Linked DNA regions of Homo sapiens: region 2 is linked to region 1. Evidence: chromatin loops called from intact Hi-C (ENCODE). Cell type or tissue: mammary epithelial cell. All regions are shown on one strand. Links, peaks and the distances in the headings refer to the core of each region. The heading gives the core; the rest is flanking DNA. Region 1 has its middle 440 kb from the start of SUCLG1. Region 2 overlaps LOC107985905 (a long non-coding RNA gene).

What was found. Hi-C counts contacts between places; a loop is a spot of excess contacts. Peaks named below come from ENCODE experiments on the same cell type or tissue, not always from the same donor. Only the 100,000 strongest peaks of a DNase experiment are listed, where the experiment ranks them.
Region 2: it touches region 1 in a loop (15-fold over the local background); 6 of 110 quality-filtered maps call a loop at or near these places.

The regions. Positions count from the first base shown.
Region 1 is chr2:84,018,588-84,027,559 of GRCh38, reverse strand. No RefSeq gene overlaps it. Among named protein-coding and RNA genes, the nearest start is that of SUCLG1, 440 kb to the left of the region's middle. In mammary epithelial cell, for the core only: a CTCF peak has its summit at 4,547 (motif pointing left); no DNase peak of the experiment used is centred there.
Region 2 is chr2:84,253,517-84,262,488 of GRCh38, reverse strand. All of the region lies in intron 1 of LOC107985905 (a long non-coding RNA gene), which reads left to right. Among named protein-coding and RNA genes, the nearest start is that of SUCLG1, 200 kb to the left of the region's middle. In mammary epithelial cell, for the core only: a CTCF peak has its summit at 4,434; no DNase peak of the experiment used is centred there.

The DNA.
Region 1 (8,972 bases), core at 277-8,276:
ATTTGGCTAGCATGATTCAGGAAATGGCCAGCATGGTGTCTATCCTGATTTTCACAATGGATGCCTGATCTTGTGAGCAGATGCCAGTCACTTTAGAGGAAGGAGCATAAACAAAACCTTGGCTGTGACAGCGGAGGATCCCTCCATCAAGGGTCTCTAAGCTCTGGAGTCATAGGACATGGCATGGGTAAGAGAGATGGTGGTAGAGGCCATTGAAGCAAGGCTGCCCTATCTGAAGTGCTAGAAATGGTTAGCACTGGGCCACTCCCCATCGAACCTCAAAATCCTTCCTCCTCATTGGAGTCTACTGGAAAGCAATTTGTTCCCAATACAAATGAGGTTTGCTTTTTGCTCTTTGCACACTGTGTGAATATTCAACTCAGCCAATGGGAAATTTGGAAGAAGTATTTTCAAGTGTGATTGCTTGAAATATTTTCATATGGGTCAATAATAAGATGAAAACAAAGCTCTTTAGAGGATCTAAATGCATAGCAACTCAGAGGAGTCATTTTGCATGATTTATTCTGGGTTTTATCCAAGGCTGTCATAGGCTTTAGAGATAAGCATGCTGGGACCCATGATGATCGCATAATAAATGTAGGTGAGGGTAATACAAGAGGCCGTATATCACAAAGCAAACTCCTTATTATACTACCAAATATGTATATTTTTAATGAATCCCTAGAAAGAGATTGCTCTGGTTACTTTTGTTTTATTACGATTTAGGCATATTCACCAGTGAGTGCACCCAGGAGAGATTTTTTAGCCTCTACTTGAAAAAAAAAAAAAAAAAGCCCTGGGAAGGAAATCCTCTATGCTGCCCTGGAGAAACTCTCACATGGCTAATGTAATGGGGGCACTGTCCCTTAAGTCTTTCTATTCTCAGACTATCTAGTCTTAGGATGGTTCCTCACACTGCACTGCGTCCTACCCCAAGGTGAACATCTCCACTTCACTTCTACACTCAGGCAGCCACTTTGCTCTTCCTCAACATTTTCTGCTCTTCTGCCACTTTCCCCATCAATACTATTCCAAGTCTTTCCGAGGCGAGGCACTCCCATTGAACTATTTCTACCTATGATTCTTTTTAAGGTATTATTAGTTTTTGTATGACGTTTCTATTGCTGCTGTGACAAATTCACTTCAAAATTCAGTGGCTTGCACGGAGTTAGCCAAACTGCAAAGTCCAAGGGAACAGCCCCAGAAGAACTGCTCTCACTTCAGACACCAGCCACAAGTTCACGAGTTCTCAAGATTGCTCTCACTTCAGATCAGCTGGCTGCAAATTTTGGGGTCCCCAGTGACCACTCGGTTTTGAAAATTCTTTAGAATGACTCACACTACTCACTGAAAGCTATAATACTCGTGATTTATTACAGGACAGGAAAAGAATCCAAGTTAGCATTATCCAAAAGGAGAGGGTCTGGGGTGAGGGGATCTGAACACAGAACTTCTGGTGATTTTCTCCTAGTGGAGTCATGGACAGTGTCATCTCCTCCAGGCCACTATGTGTGACGATATGCACGATGGAATGTCAATCAGGGAAGCTCACCCAAGCCTTTGGTATCCATAGTTTCTTTTCCTTTTTTTTTTTTTTTGAAACAGAGTCTTGCTCTGTGGTCCAGGCTGGAGTGTAATGGCATGATCGTAATTGCAGCTCACTGCAGCCTCAAGTGATCCTCTCACCTCTGCCCCTCACCTCCACTTCCCAAGTAGCTGAGACCACAGTTGTGAGCCACCACACCTGGGTAATTTTTGTATGTATATATGTGTGTGTGTGTGTGTGTGTGTGTGTGTGTGTGTATACTTTTTTTGTAGAGACAGGGTTTTGCCATGTTGCCCAGGCTAGAGCCACCTACCTTGGCCTCCCAAAGTGCTGGGCTTACAGGTGTGAGCCACCATGCCTGTCTCTCCAGAATTTTTATTGGGATTCAAATACATACTTCCCATTGGGCTGACCTTTAGCCTCTAGCTTCTCTCTGAGTTGAGCTAAGATCTTTAGTCTCCACTTCCTCCAGATATTGGAATTGATACAGTGTTGTCCAAAGCCCCCATTATAGATCACTTTATTGGACTGTCTGGTGGAAAAAGCTCCCAGGAAAACAAGGACACTCTTGCCAGGCAGGACAGACATTCCAGGGGCCCAGAGATTACCACTTTATAGTCAAAGAAAAAGAGCAGATTTATCTTTGCGTAAGGACAAATTCCTTGCTATGTACAGCTTAAACAACACACATTTTATTATTTCACAGTTCTGTAGGTCAGAAGTGTGACATGGGTCTCATTGGGCTAAAATCAAGGTATTGGTAGGATTGTGGTCTTTTTAGAGGCCCTAAGGGTTGGTCTGTTTCCTATTCATTCCAGTCCTTAGCAGAATTTGATTCCTGTGGGTATAGGACTGAGATCCTTGTTTTCTTGCTGGCTGATAGTGGCTGCCAGTGTTTCCCTCCTTCCTCCATCTTCAGAGCCAGCAATGGCACATTGAGCCCATCAATGCTTTAAATCTCTCTTTCTTCTTCTGTCTCATCTTTCTGACCCAGACTGGAAAAATTCTCCAATTTTAAGGTCTGGATTTGTACCAACTGGATAATCCAGGATAATCTTTCCATCTCAGGATCCTTAATTTAATTATATCTGCACAATCCCTTTTGCCCTGTAAGAACATATTTATAGATCCTGGCAATTTGGATGTAGATGCCTTTGGAGCCCAATATTCTGCTTACCACAGATACCAAACGTGAATTTTAAAATAAAGTTTGATTGTCTTAATTCAAATGAAATCTTAATATCAGGATTCCTAAGCCTTACCAGGGCCAAATGGAGAAATAATTCCAGGCAGAAGAGTTTTCATTGCCCATCCCGTCTCCTACTTAAAAAATTTCCTGTTCTGAAGTAGAAAAGCTGATGGTAATGACTTTGTTTTACTCTCTCAATTCAACGTCCATATGTATTAGGTTTCATAACTGACAATTATCAAGAAGTGGTTGTGTGCTTGGCATCTTTGATTTTTCCCACTAAATCACTTGTCACCAGAATAAAAGATATTCAGATCTTCATTTTATAGATCAGAAAACTGAATTTTAGGTGTATGCAGTACATTGCCTGCAATCACACAGTGGGTAAATGGTATCTCAGGGATTTAAACGTGGTTTTCTCTGACTCTAAGATGCATCAAACTGCAAAATGTCGTCTCTCCAATTTTATATCTATACCTCTGATTTTATATCTACAATGTTGACCTTTCTATATTTTATGCATATAATTTACTTCTGCTTCAGTTTCTGAGTACCTAGAAGCAGAAAATATGCATCTTGTCTATCTGTTGAGAAAATGTTAAGTGCACTTTAGATGTATATCCTGATTTTATAAAATATTATCAAATAATATCTTATTTGGGCAATAAAATTGCACAGTTAAGACATTTAAATAGAATATATATTAATTAAGATATTGATATGTGTATGTATATAAAATAATTAATATATGTTAATCCCTAAATATCAACTCAGGTGAGATCCCAGAGTGTCTGTATAGCATTTTCCATTCAATCATCAATAATAAGAAGGTAGATATTTTAATTTTTATTGTTTGCCCTTGTAACTCGTATCTTTGCAACTGATTAATTTAAGGTAATTCCCAGAGCAAAATTGAGGTAATTATTAGTATCAGTTATGAATAGTTACTAGATCATTCTCATTATTGAAGATTTTGATTTCAATCATTTTCACCCAGTAGATCTTTACGTGGCCAGATCTCATACTCTATCTGTAAGTAGCTTAGCATACATTTTCTTTCTTTCTTTTTCCTTTTTTTTTTCTTTTTTTCTTTTTTTTTTCTTTGAGATGGAGTTTCGCTCTGTCACCGAGGCTGGAGTGTAGTGGTGTAATCTCCGTTCACTTCAACCTCCACCTCCTGGGTTCAAGAGATTCTCGTTCCTCAGCCTCCCGAGTTGCTGGGATTATAGACACCTGCCACCATGCCCGGCTAATTTTTGTATTTTTAGTAGAGATGGGGTTTCACCATGATAGCCAGGCTGGTCTCAATCTCCTGACCTCGTGATCTGCCTGCCTTAGCCTCCCAAAGTGCTAGGATTACAGGCGTGAGCCACTGCGCCCGGCCTTAGCATACTGTTTGTTTACTTCTTCAGTCACTTGTCTGGACTCTTCCTATGCTCCGAAAAGGGGCCAAATTGCTAACGTGCATCTAACTACACAAGAAATCTTTGCCTAGTGTTTCTAACTTTCTTTTTCCCTCCAAGGCCTTCTTGCACCTGGCCTCACTGACCCTCACACTATTTTTGCCAGTGAAAAAGTTATATTCTCTTTTCAGCAACATATAATACATAATGGATATTAACCCCTAAAGTCTCCCTACTCATGCAAAATAGGAAATTAGAGCCAGTGTTCTTCTCCTGTGAAAGTGATCACTTGGGAATAGCAAAGAACTGCAGAAATCTCCAAATCAAATTGTCTTTTTGCCTGGAGGACATCTGCTTCTTCTAATGACACCTTTGGAAAAGTAGGATCTCTCAGTAGCTCCTCCTGGTGGCAAGTTCTAAATCTGTATGTTTTGCTGGAGCTCTCTTGTAAGGAATTGCTCTCTAAGCATCATGGGTTTTAGGAAAAGTTTTGTCGTTTGTAGTTCTACTTCCTGATTTTTTCTTTTTTTAAACTATGAAGTCCCTGTAGAACCCTTTAGTGTTAGCTGCGATGCTATGCAACTAATCCATGGATCCGTTTTTGAAAGTTTCTTTTTAAAATTCTAGAGTTTCACAATGAAGTAAACATGGACATCTTAGCAGCTCATATTTATCTCCTCCCTTATTTCATTTCCACCTATTGCTAGGTAGAGCTCAGATCTACTTATTCCCTGGCTGGGATGACTATTCGTTTCCTCATGTAACAAATATTATTTACCTCCTTTGTACCAGTCACTGTTCTAAGAATTGGGAAATACAGAATTTAACCAAAAAGGAAAAAAAAATCCTGCTTACATCAAACTTGCTTTCAAGTGGGAAAGAGACATATAAAACAAATACATAAAATACATAAGATAATAGATGGTAAATTAGAGCATTCTAGACTGGGTATGGGTGCATATTCTTCAGGCCCTCCTCATCCTCAGTCTCTTGGGAGAATGTCTGAATTCAAGTTACTGGGTATAGTAAACACTGCCAGTTGCTATCTGATATTCCTACTCCCCTGTTCATTACTAATAGAATCCTGATTTTCCTGTGGGTAATCCCATACTTATTTCCCAGATTTCCTTGCAGCTACAGGAGGCAATGTAATTCAGTTCTAGCCGTGCAATATAGGCAAACAATTCCTGGACAGGTTGTCCCTTCCCCAGTCCCAAAGTCAAAGACTTTAGAGGAAAAGCCTCTCTATTGATTGCCCTTCTGCTATATTACTATTGAAAATGTGGACAGAGTTCCTGGGGTTGCAGGGCTCACCTTTGCAATCAGAAGAAAAGCATGTTCTAAGGATGGCAGAGCAGGAAAATGGAACTCAGAAGCCATACCAGCCTTAACTGCCTGCTTATCTCAACATTACCACATGGAAGGGGCTCCGTCCACACTGTAGCTACAGTTGGACCAATTCTAAGGGCTGTAGCAGAATCCTAAGGGCTGCAATATGAAGAAGGCCCTCAGGAATTATATAACCCTGCAGCACTCTATTTTTTATTAATCCCTCCTTGGTTTATTCATAGTAGTAAGGTTACAATTAATTACATGCAGCCTAACATAATCTTGAATGGTTCACTTTGGGAATTAATAACAGCCATACTTTCTCTTTGATCTTTTCTCTCAGGATCCAGACATATATATTAAAGTTGAGTCCTAGGACAATTCTAGTGTCTTACACGGCAGCTATAAAAGTGGGCTATAATAGTGACTCTAATAGTGTGACTTATCTGTCAAGTTTCTTTCTTGCCAAACCAATACCTTCTAGAGAACCCAAAATGTTCAGAAAAGAGAATTTAAGAAAAAATGATATTGGAAATATTAGGCTTTAAGTAAACCATTAGAGCAAAATGCAAGGAGTGGCTGTTCCTCAAGCCCATATCGAAGCACTCACGCATTCTGTGAAGCCTAGCTCCTAGTATCTCTAGTATCTTTGTCCATTGCCACTGAACTGATTCATACTGTCTAATAAACATGTAGTATATTTGTATTTTTTGAGTCATTATATGCCCAATGGCAGAAATAGATTCTATTGTAGTTTCTTACTAACAAACCAAAGCACCAATATTTTAAGAGATTATACTGTATATGTATTAATCTTCAGTTGGCTGGGATAAAAACTCATCTAATTAGATTGGATGCAAGTAGCACACACAACACACATTGTTATCAAAGGAGCCTATTGTGTTTAATGTTGATGTATGCTAAACATTGCATTGTCAATTAATATATGGTTCCAATAGCAATGAGAAGGAACATCGCTTTTAGTTGCAAGCCTATTAGTAAAGTTAAAATACATCAGCAAAAGCCGTTGGATATGTGTGTGAGAAAATTAAGTTTATGGCAAAATAACTGTTTAACATTTGCCATATCCTTTTCAAATCTACATTCCAAAAGAGGCAAGTGAGCATTTTAAAGATCCTACTCAGGAATACAAACCTCAGAGGAGGCTCAAGCAGGCACTTCAATATCACTGTCTAAATATGCACTAGCCTATTGCTACTCAGAGTCTGGTCTAGAGACTAGAAGCAAGGACATTGTCATCTACATTAGAAATGCAGAATTTCAGGTCCACAACCCAGACCTTATGAGTCTGTATTTTAACAAGACCCCCAGAGGATTCTGTAAACATTAATTTGGGGAGCACTGCACTAGACAGTTTTTGATTAGCATAAGAGATATTAGAAATCATACTTGCATTGGTGAAATGAATAATGACCAAACATGATTGATTAAAAATATTGCAGCTTTTATGTGGCACCACAAAAATCAATCTAGAACTCATTTGGTCTATTGCCCCAAACTTAACAGAAGATTTTGGCATCTTATATAACTACAAGTTTAGCTGGATCTCCTGACAATCTACTGTACCATCCACATTTGCTTTGGAATAAAACTTTCATGAAAGATGCTTGTGATTGTCGATGATGACAAAGAATGAGGATGTCACATGAATGTTTTGGTATTTGCCTGATAGTAAATGTTTGTATGTGTTTATAAGTTTGTGTCTGAGCCTTCTTACATTATAACATTAGAGCAAGCCACCTGGGAGCAAGCTCATTAATCATCGGGGGCTTGGACATTCACCAGAAAGCATCTTGTAGAAAGACCAGATCAGTTTGGGACAGTTTATAACAGAGACTTGGAAACTACACAAGCCTACAATTTCTCTTCACTTTTTTTTAACTGGTGATCTTGGCATACAGACTTGTCTTATGGCTGAGACTATTTCATATTTAAAGCAAACCTCCAGTCCAGGTCAGATTAGACTATGAATAACGATTTTCTGTTCTGAATGCTGCTGATGGGATTAAAAGTTCATTTCTGCAAATGCAACCTGGTCTTGGATTGCTATGCATCTTCAAGGAATCATGTTAATTTCCAACGGATGGCACAAATAACATTGTGCACTTTTTTTTTATTCTACAGCTTGTTTTTATTCTCTTAAATGTCTACATTAAATATGTTTCAATGTCAGTGTATATATATCAGCCTCATTTTTTTAATATATAATTTTTTATTATATTTTAAGTTCTAGGGTACATGAGCACAATGTGCAGGTTTGTTACATATGTATACATGTGCCATGTTGGTGTGCTGCTTTATAGATTATTTCTGCAACACTCTCTTACTTCGTCATTCTCAGGTGAGGGATCAACTCTGTTTCCTTAGAAATCTTTAATTTTATTTTGAATTAGCATAATAAAGCCTAACCTATGGCCTTTCTACAATCTTTGGGTCTATTTCCTAAACCTCAAGGTGTGTTTCATTTGTTGAATGGCTTATTGGGTCCCAGTAGTTCAATCTATCCATAGTGTTCATGGTTTTCTGTACAGAGAGTTGAGAAAATAAGTCATTGTTACTTTAATTGCAAAAGAGCTGATGGGCAGAGGAAAATCTGAAAGTTAAAGTCACTTTTTTCTTAAAGAAATCACTGGAAGTAATTTTCTTGTAGGTTATGAAGGCCTGTTTCAAACAGGATACTGTACTGATAATTTAGCAAATGGTACTTTTAGGATCCCTGCTGCAGCCAGAGAGTTGAGAGAAATATTACCTTGGGAAGGCAGATCAACTTTAGGGTGCTGTCAGTATTTTCCTCCCTCAGATCAGGGTAGGAAATAGAAAGAGCTTCCTGAAGACAAATAAGATAGTAGTAGCTCTTAGGATAATGGGTGGATAACTCTACACTATCCCTCAAAGTTGGCAAAACAAGACCCTTTTTGCTTCCGCAATTGAAAAGGGAAATCGCACAGTTCTTGGAGTAGGGATGGTTAAGGTCGGATTGCCCTAAGAGGTGTGAGCTTCAGAATTCAAGTGAGGGGTATCGTTGATGTCAAGGAAGGTCACACATGACCACAGTGAGGACCAGTAAGGCATCTTCTAGGGTTGTCATGTTGCCTCCGCTGGACGATGAACATTGAGCTTTTAACTGCACTATGAATAGGCATTGAGAACTGGTGAGAGTATGCAAAGTTAACCCCAGTGGTCTCTCCTTTTGGTTGTGGAATGGTCTTCATCTTCATACTTCTTAGTTCACGTGTATTGTCTTCCACATTTGGCTTACTCATATTGCATCACAGATCAAGATTTGAATGGTACAATTTTTATTTCTACCACTAATGCTAACGATTATCATAGTGCTCTGGCCTATACCGCTCCTTTTGAACTTTAACCCATATATTAGATTATATTTAGATACCACTCTAGGGCTTTGAACTCAAAATAGCTAAGAATATTCATTCAATTAGTATTTATTGAAATTGTGCCATCTATTAGGCACCGTGTAAAT
Region 2 (8,972 bases), core at 481-8,480, 230 kb before region 1:
CCAGTGAGATGCACCCAGTACCTCAGTTGGAAATGTGGAAATCACCCATCTTCTGCGTCACTCAGGCTGGGAGCTGTAGACTGGAGCTGTTCCTATTCGGCCATCTTGGAACTGCTTCAGTGTCCTCCAGTTCTATCCATGTTGCCTTGAATAACAGAATTTCATTCTTTTTTATGATTGAACAATATGTAATTGTATATCTATACCACATTTTCTTTATTCATTCATCTGTAGTGGGACACCTAGGTTGATTCCATATCTTGGCTATTGTGAATAGTGCTTCAGTAAACATGGGGGTCCAGATGTCTCTTCCATACGGTGATTTCCTTTCCTTTGGATAAATACCCAGTAGAGGGATTGCTGGATCATATGGTAGTTCTATTTATAGTGTTTTGAGGAAGCTTCATACTGTTTTCTATGATGAGTATACTAGTTTGCATTCCCACTGTGTATAAGAGTTTATTTTTCTCTGCATCCTCACCAGCATTTGTTTTTTGTTTTTTGTTTTTGTCTTTTTCATAATAGTCATCCTACCTGGGGTGAAATGATACCTCATTGTGGCTTTAATGTGCATTTCCCTGATGATTAAAGACATTGAGCATTTTTTCATATATTTGTTGGTCATTTGTATGTCTTCATTTGAGAAATGTTTGTTCAGATTATTTGCCCATTTTTAAAATCATTTTTCTGTTGTTGGTGTTGAGATATCGGAGTTCCTTGTATATTCTGGATATTAATCCCCTGTCAAATGAGTAGTTTGCAAATATTTTCTTCTGTTGTATAGGTTATCTTTTCCCTCTGTTGATTGTTTCTTTTGCAGTGCAGAAGCTTTTTAGTTTGATATGATCTCATTTGTTTATTTTTGTCTTTGTTGCCAGTGCTTTTGTGGTCTTATTTTTACAGGTTAGTAACTCTGTTTTAATCAGGGACTTGAATCACAGGAAAAACAATTAGAAGCAATTGGATATTGTACTTCACTATTCCCATCCCCATCTCCCTGTCCCACTTCTTTTTTTTTGAGACGGAGTCTTGCTGTCGCCCAGGCTGGAGTGCAGTGGCGCAATCTCGGCTCACTGCAGGCTCCGCCCCCTGGGGTTCACGCCATTCTCCTGCCTCAGCCTCCCGAGTAGCTGGGACTACAGGCGCCCGCCACCTCGCCTGGCTAATTTTTTGTATTTTTAGTAGAGACGGGGTTTCACCGTGTTAGCCAGGATGGTCTCGATCTCCTGTCCCTGTCCCACTTCTTACAAAGTTGGCCCTGAATGCCTGATATGATGTGAGATTTGGGATGGTTGGATCTGGAATGAGAAGACCTGAGTTCAGATCCCTTCACTGCCTCCTCCTAGTGAGAAACTGGATGACATCAGATTTAGGGGAGCCTAATTCTTATCTCTCAGGATTCTGATTGATAACATAGGCATAATGATCACTAGCAATATGGTGATTAAAGACTTGGGATACTCTCTGGGCAATTGCAAAATATCTCCTAAATGCCTGGTCATGTGCATGGGGGAATGCAATTTAGATGGGGATTTACTCCCACCCTCATGAAGACTTGGGACCCAATGCTTGGGGGGATCCTGTCTAGGAGACCCTGAGGAACGTTCCGCCGCCAGCAGCAGGCATGTCTCACACTCCCAAACCTTTTCAGGGGGTGTAGAAAGCAGTGGGCTTCCTGCACCGGATGGAAGGTTCGCTTATTTGCTCAATTGTAACTGGGACCAAGAAGCCTGGTAGAAGATACGCACTCACTGTTGCCAGCAAGAACCAAAGATCCAGAGGCCACGAGACACAAATGTAGAAGGCCAAGCCCTAGCCCCACCCGATAGAACTGTGGCCCAATCAGTGACAGTTCTCACTAATCAGGAAGCAGTAGTAAAAGTGAGGGAACCCGCATTCCTGCTCTTTAACTTTCTGGCTTTGGGGAGAGGTAGGCAACTCTTCTTTGCAGAAATAGAAAGGCCGAAGAGGGGGAGATGGCAAGTGTCTCCCCTAAGAGATGCACCATTCTCCCTTTTTATAACCCAGACATGTGCAAAAAAAAGAAAGAAAAATAAAAAGAGATAGGGAGAGAATGTATGGGATAGATCTCAGTAATTCTTACTGCTATTTTAAAGAAAGCCTTGGCATTTATTTAGTTGACTATCACCAGAGTTCAAATTCAAGAAGATCCTCTGCCACTTCCTGCAGTTTGTGGACTGTGGTAGAAGTTGAGCTGATCTGGCATCAGCACAGTAGGACAAACTGGAGTTGGAAGACTAAATGCTCAAGTCTCAGAGTGATCTTGATTGGCAGGCGAGCTTTGGCGCAGGGAGGTTATAAATTAAGCCTATTCCTTTAAGTATTTTTTTTTTAAGTCTGTGTAAATTCTTCTTTGATCTTGAGCTGGGGGCAGTGAACACCATCTGCTTTGTTTTGTTTTGTGTTTGGAATGATGTAGAATAATTCCTGCTGACCCTTGATATACGCACAGCATGCCCCCCAGTAGGCACAGACGGCTCTGCTTGTGGGTGTCTCTTGCCTGCTTTTCATATTTACTTTTGTTTATCGTTAGGGACAGGAGCTCATGTTGTCAGAATTTGTTTACCAAAAAATGCTCCTAATTTCTTGCTGAAACTCAAGGATAACCTTAGGTACTAAATGGCTAAACTTACTAGAGTAGTCCCTAAAACAGGAATAGACAGACTGATTAAGGGCCCAGGCGCATTTCTCTAAGTCATGAATCATATTAGTTCATGTACTTATCATATCTATTTTATAACCTCTACTCTTTCTTCCATATTACAAACAAGCGTTACCTGTTCTGAGTAGCTGTGGTTTTCAATAACTGGCCTTTACTAGTCTTAGGGAGTAGCATACATACTGGTACCACCTGAGTTCAAACAATGTTAGCTGGAAATAAACATTTTAGGAAGAGAATCAATTCTACCATTAGATTTATTTGTCAGGAACTAAAGGACAGCTCAGCAGTAAACTAAGAATTGAGGGAGAATACATTAAATACTGTATTTTGGGAAACACTCTTTCAAAATATGTACATGCATCTTTGTCAACTTAACTAAATCAATTGCTTAGCCCAAACAAGTTAGCTTAGAAATCATGTCCCCAAGATATGCTTCTATCTAATAGTATTTTAAAATGAGCAATATTAAGGATGCTTTAAAATGCTGTAATACAATTTTCTTTACCTAAATCTAAAGCTCATTGAAATGCCTATTATGAAGGCCACCATATGTGAGGCAGGCAGTCTTGACATTTTGTTGGGAAGGGAGGGAGTTACATCTGGAGAAATGTCCTCAGAAATTTATTACAGGATCGGATATCTGCAAAGTGTGATAGAACCCAGGGTTTGTGCCCTTCTTGTAGAGGTAGCAATTCTGGTGTCCCTGTTACAGTGAGAACCCTTTCTGGAAGACAGGCATCCTGGAACTTTACTTGGCCTATCTGCATAACCTTTCCTTTTTTTGATTTCTCCCTGTGTATTAGGAGAATTTTCTTTCTATGATTTGGGATAGTCTGGGAGGACAGCCCACAAGTTTTCTAGATTGGGAATGAATAAGAGAAAATTAATGTTTCCTGGGTCTAAATTCTCCTGAAATCCTTTATCAACTGTGTGATTTCGGGGTGACCGTTTAATTAGATAATGCATTTAAAGTGCTATCACAGTGCTTGATGAATAGTAAACATTCAATAAACTAATGTTTTATAATGTTTAAATTATTATTAAAACACTATTTTCATTTATTCATGATTCACTCAAAATATCCAGCAATTCAAAGTGTCTTCTCTGTGTCTGGTGCTGTGGAATGTGGGGGATGGTTTGGTGTGTTTGCGGTGGCCTTCTGAGGTCTCCCTAGTCTCTCACCTCCTGCCCCACCAAGTGGGTTCATCCAAAGCAGATGAGAGTCTTATTAAGTTGACACAATGTGATGAGAATGATGGATTTATTTATACTTTTCTCAGTACACTCTGACAGAGCCTCAGTTGGTGCCAAGATTGATGTGCATGAGACTGAAAGGCCCTCTTAGTGCCCAAATACCTCCTTACAACTTGTCTCAGTCTCTGAAATTTCTCCCATGAGTCATTCTTTTTTGCAAGGGAAGCTTTGGAGAAGCAAAGGTGAGTTGTACTAGTTTATTCCTCCCTTTTAGAGGTGAGAAGATGGGTGGATTCCTGAGCCCTACCATATTCCAGCTCTTAATGCTGCTATCAAAGATAGGTTCCTGGACAGGAAAAGCCATGGACAGCTTTTAAAGTTTTAAAACTTTCTCATATTTTTCATGGGTGGTTTCAACAGGAATAAACACATAATGTGCAAGCAATTTCACAATGCCTTGCATTGAAATCCATGGATTTCTAGATTTCTATCAGAATCCTGGCCTTGGGCTTAGGTGATTCCTATGTCCTTCTACACTTTAGCTGTAGAAACAGCAGGTGGAGTGAAAGAGCCTGTTCAGAGCAGCCAGATTTTGTTTTGGTTGTCAGCTAAAACAGAAACCTCATCATTCCAGACTTGGCAGCTTGTTAGTAGAAAAGCCACTGGGAAGCTCTAAGTTGGTAATTTAGAGCACAAATGTATTCCCTGATACAGCTGCAGAGCAGCAGGTGTCTGTGACTTAAGCAAACACTAGCTTTGAAAAAGTGAAATAAGAAAATAGAAAACTTTTTTTTTGCACATGTCAATATGGCTGAAAATATGTTTACTTCTTGTTCCTCTTGGTTCTTTTCTTATTAACTTGCTTAGACATATATAAGTGAACGTTTCATGCAATTCGATTCAATTTAACAAACATTTATTGAGTACCTACTGTGTACCAGACTCAGTGCTAGGTGTTGGGGATCATCATTTTCTGTTTTAGATTTTGGTGTGGAGACAGACATGCATACGGTTTCATAATAAAGGAATAACTAATTTCCTTCAGAGCACTGGACAATTCTGATCATGGAGTAGGAGAAGCCTTTTAGGAGAAAATGAATTAAAGGGATAAATATTGCTGAGATGGATTGGAGGGAGATAGTTCCAGGCAGAATGAGTTGCTGGAGAAGAATCTGAAGGATGTCAGAGTGATTGAAGGTAGGAGGAAAAAATAGGAATGTTCCTTTTGTGTCTCTGTCTGATGGATATGCTCACATTGAAAAATGCAAACATTCCTTTAGACCGCCTCTACCAAACCATCTGCCCTGGTGGCCACAGAGCATAGACCCACCAAACTACAAAAGTATGCATGAACATTTTCTTGTTATACAAAGCAGGGGGAGAATAGAAAAAGAATCATCAAAAATAGATGAACACTAACTATAAAAACAAATATAGAGTAATAAAAATGTAAAAAAAAATTCAGATATAAGAAATTTCATAACTTTTGTCTATACATCTATTATGGCCTCAAAGATATAATGGGAAACTATTATCCATATGAGCAGTACAAATGTAAAATACCTGTGATTTACCTTAATTTGAAATTTAGTGCAAAGCCTAGATAAAACTGCAAATGCCATAGAAGCTATTTTTAAGATTATTAAAATAACTTGACTAAATAAATAAAAATCAGAGACTGCAAACAGGGGAGGGGAGAGGGGATGGAGAGAGGATGTTTAGTGGGTAGAAAAATACATTAGAAGGAATATGATCAACTGTTCGGCATTATAGTAGGGTAACTACAGTTATCAATAATGTGTAGTTCAAAATAGCTAGAAGACTTGGAATGTTTTCAACATAAAAGATGAATGTTTGAGGTGATGGATATTCCAATTACCCTGATTTGGTCATTACATATTGTATACATATATCAGAAAATCACATATACCACCCCCCAAATTGAGCAAAATATTGGAAAAATGAAAACAGAGTTTATGAATGAGAACCCTCAATTTGTAAAGACATTGTGTGTTCCCAAATTATTATGGGTTTAATGTGATTCCAATTAAATTCCACCAAGATTTTTAGAAACTGTTAATGGTAAAAATTCATTTATCAGATACTTCAAAATAATAAGAGCCATCTATGAAAAACTCATAGCCAATATTATACTGAACGGGTAAAAGCTGGAGGCATTCCCCTTGAAAACCAGAACAAGGATGCCTTCTCTCACCACTTCTATTCAACATTGTACTGGAATTCCTAACCAGAGCAATCAGGCAAAAGGAAGAAATAAAAGGCATCCAAATAGGAAGAGAGGAAGTCAAACTATCCCTGTTTGCAGATGATATGATTATATACCTAGAAAACCCCATACTCTCTGCCCCAAATCTCCTTGATCTGATAAACAACTTCAGCAAGATATCAGGATACAAAATCAATATAAATAATTAGTAGCATTTCTATACACCAACTACATCCCAGCTGACAGCCAAATAAATAAAGCAATCCCATTCAAAATAGCTCAAAAAATCAACCTAGGAATATAGCTAACCAGGAAGGTGAAAGATCTCTACAAAATGAGAATTATTGATATGAAACACTGCTCAAAGAAATCAGAGATGACCCACAAACAAATGGAAAAATATTCATGCTGAAGCATAGGAAGAATCAATATTATTAAAATGGCCATACTGCCCAAAGCAATTTACAGATTCAGTGCTATTCCTATCAAACTACCAATGACATTATTCACAGAACTAGAAAAAACTGTTTTAAAATTCATAGGAACCAAAAAAGAGCCTGAATAGCCAAGGCAATCCTAAGCAAAATAAAGCTGGAGGCATCACATTACCCGACTTCAAACTGTACGACAGGGCTACGGTAACCAAAACAGCATGGTACTAGTACAAAAACAGACCAGTGGAACAGAATAGAGAGCCCAGAAATAATAACAGAGATATGCAACCATCTGATCTTCAACAAAGTTGACAAAAACAAGCAATGGGGAAAGGAGTCCCTATTCAGTAAGTTGTGCTGGGATAACTGACTAGCCATATGGAGAAGATGGAAACTAACCCCTTCCTTATATCATATACAAAAACCAATTCAAGATGGATTAAAGAATTAAATGGAAAATATAAAACTATAAAAACCCTGTAAGATAACCTAGGAAATACAACTCTGGACACAGGACCTGGCAAAGACTTCATGACGATGATGCCAAAAGCAATTGCAAGAAAAGCAAAAATTGATAAATGGGACCTAATTAAACTAAAGAGCTTCTGCACAGCAAAAGAAGCCATCAATAGAGTAAACAGACAACCTACAGAATAGAAGAAAATATTTGCGAACTATGCATCTGACAAAGGTCTAATATCCACAATCTATAAAGAACTTAACAACAACCTCATTAAAAAGTGGGCAAAGGACATGAGTAGACACTTTTCAACAGAAGACCTACATAAGAGCAACAAGCATATGGAAAAATGCTCAACATCACTAATTATTAGTGAAATACAAATCAAAACTACAATGAGATATTATCTCATACCAGTCAGAATGACTTTCATTAAAAAGTCAAAAATAACAGATGCTGTTGAGGTCATGGAGAAAAGGGAAAGCTTATACACTGTTGGTGGGAATATAAATTAGTTTAGCCATTGTGGAAAGTAGTGTGGCAATTTCTCAAATAATTTAAAAACAGAATTGTCATTCAACCCAATAATCCCATTATTGAGTACGTATCCGAAAGAATATAAATCATTCTACTATAAAGACAATGCACACCTATGTTCATTGGGGTACTATTCACAATGGCAAAGACATGGAATCAACCTGAATGGCCATCGATGGATAAAGAAAATGTGGAACATATACACCATGGAATACTACACAGCCATAAAAAAGAATGAGATCATGTCCTTTGCAACAACATGGATGGAGCTAGAGGCCATTATCATAAGGGAATTGACGCAGGAACAGAAAATCAGCTACCACGTGTTCTCACTCATAAGTGGGAGCTAAACAACGAGAACACATGGATGCAAAGAAGGGAACAACAGACACCAAGTCTTCCTTGAGGGTAGAGGGTGGGAGGAGGGAGATCATAAAAAAACTACCTGTCAGGTACTATGCTTATTAACTGGGTGACAAAATAATCTATACACCAGACCCCTGTGACATTCAATTTACCTATATAACAAACCTGCACATATACTCCTGAACCTAAAATAAAAGTTAAAAAAAATTTTTAAAGTGGTGAAATTAAGAACAAAGGGATATTATGGAAGGTTAAGGAAAATTCCCTCTTTCATTATATCTTGTAATTTTAGATTCTGTGAGCAGATATTAGAATGCAAGTTCAAAAAATTACATCTCTTAGAATAGAAACAGCCAATTAGAGAAGTTTGAAAAAAAAAAGAAATGCTATCTTACTAGATAATAAAATGTATTTTAAAGCTAAAATACATACTACTTTATATTGAAGCAAAAACACAGAAAAGTTAATTGAGCAGAAAACAAAACAAAGCAAAACTCTGAAACAGATACTTGCAAATATAAAAATATAGTATATGGTTAAGTAAAGATTTCAAATTCATGATTAAAGAAGAAATTTGTTCATTTTCGGTGCTATAACAATTAGTTACCGGAGAAAATTAATCTTTGTAACACACAATATACTAAAGTACATTAACAATGGATTAAAGAGTTAAATGGAAAAGTCTTCCTTTTGACATAAAAACAAAGACGCATAAAACATTACACAAAAATAGACTACCATACTCGTTTTTCATATGAAATTTGTGAATAAGTTAAATTTTTAAAGTGGAAAAATATTTGCGATTTATAATCCACTCCTTACTATATAAAAAGTCTTAACAGATTGTCTTACTCCATTCAGGCTGCTATAAGAAAATACCATAGACTGGGTAGCTTGTACATAACAGAAATTTATTTCTTACCATTCTGGAGGCTGGACAGTTCAAGATCAAAGTGCTGATAGAGTCATGTCAGGGGAGGGCTGCTCTCTGCTTCACAGGTAGCACCCTTTAGCTGTGTCCTCACATAGTGGAAGGAACTAGCTAGCAGTCTAGGGGCTGTTTTTGTAAGG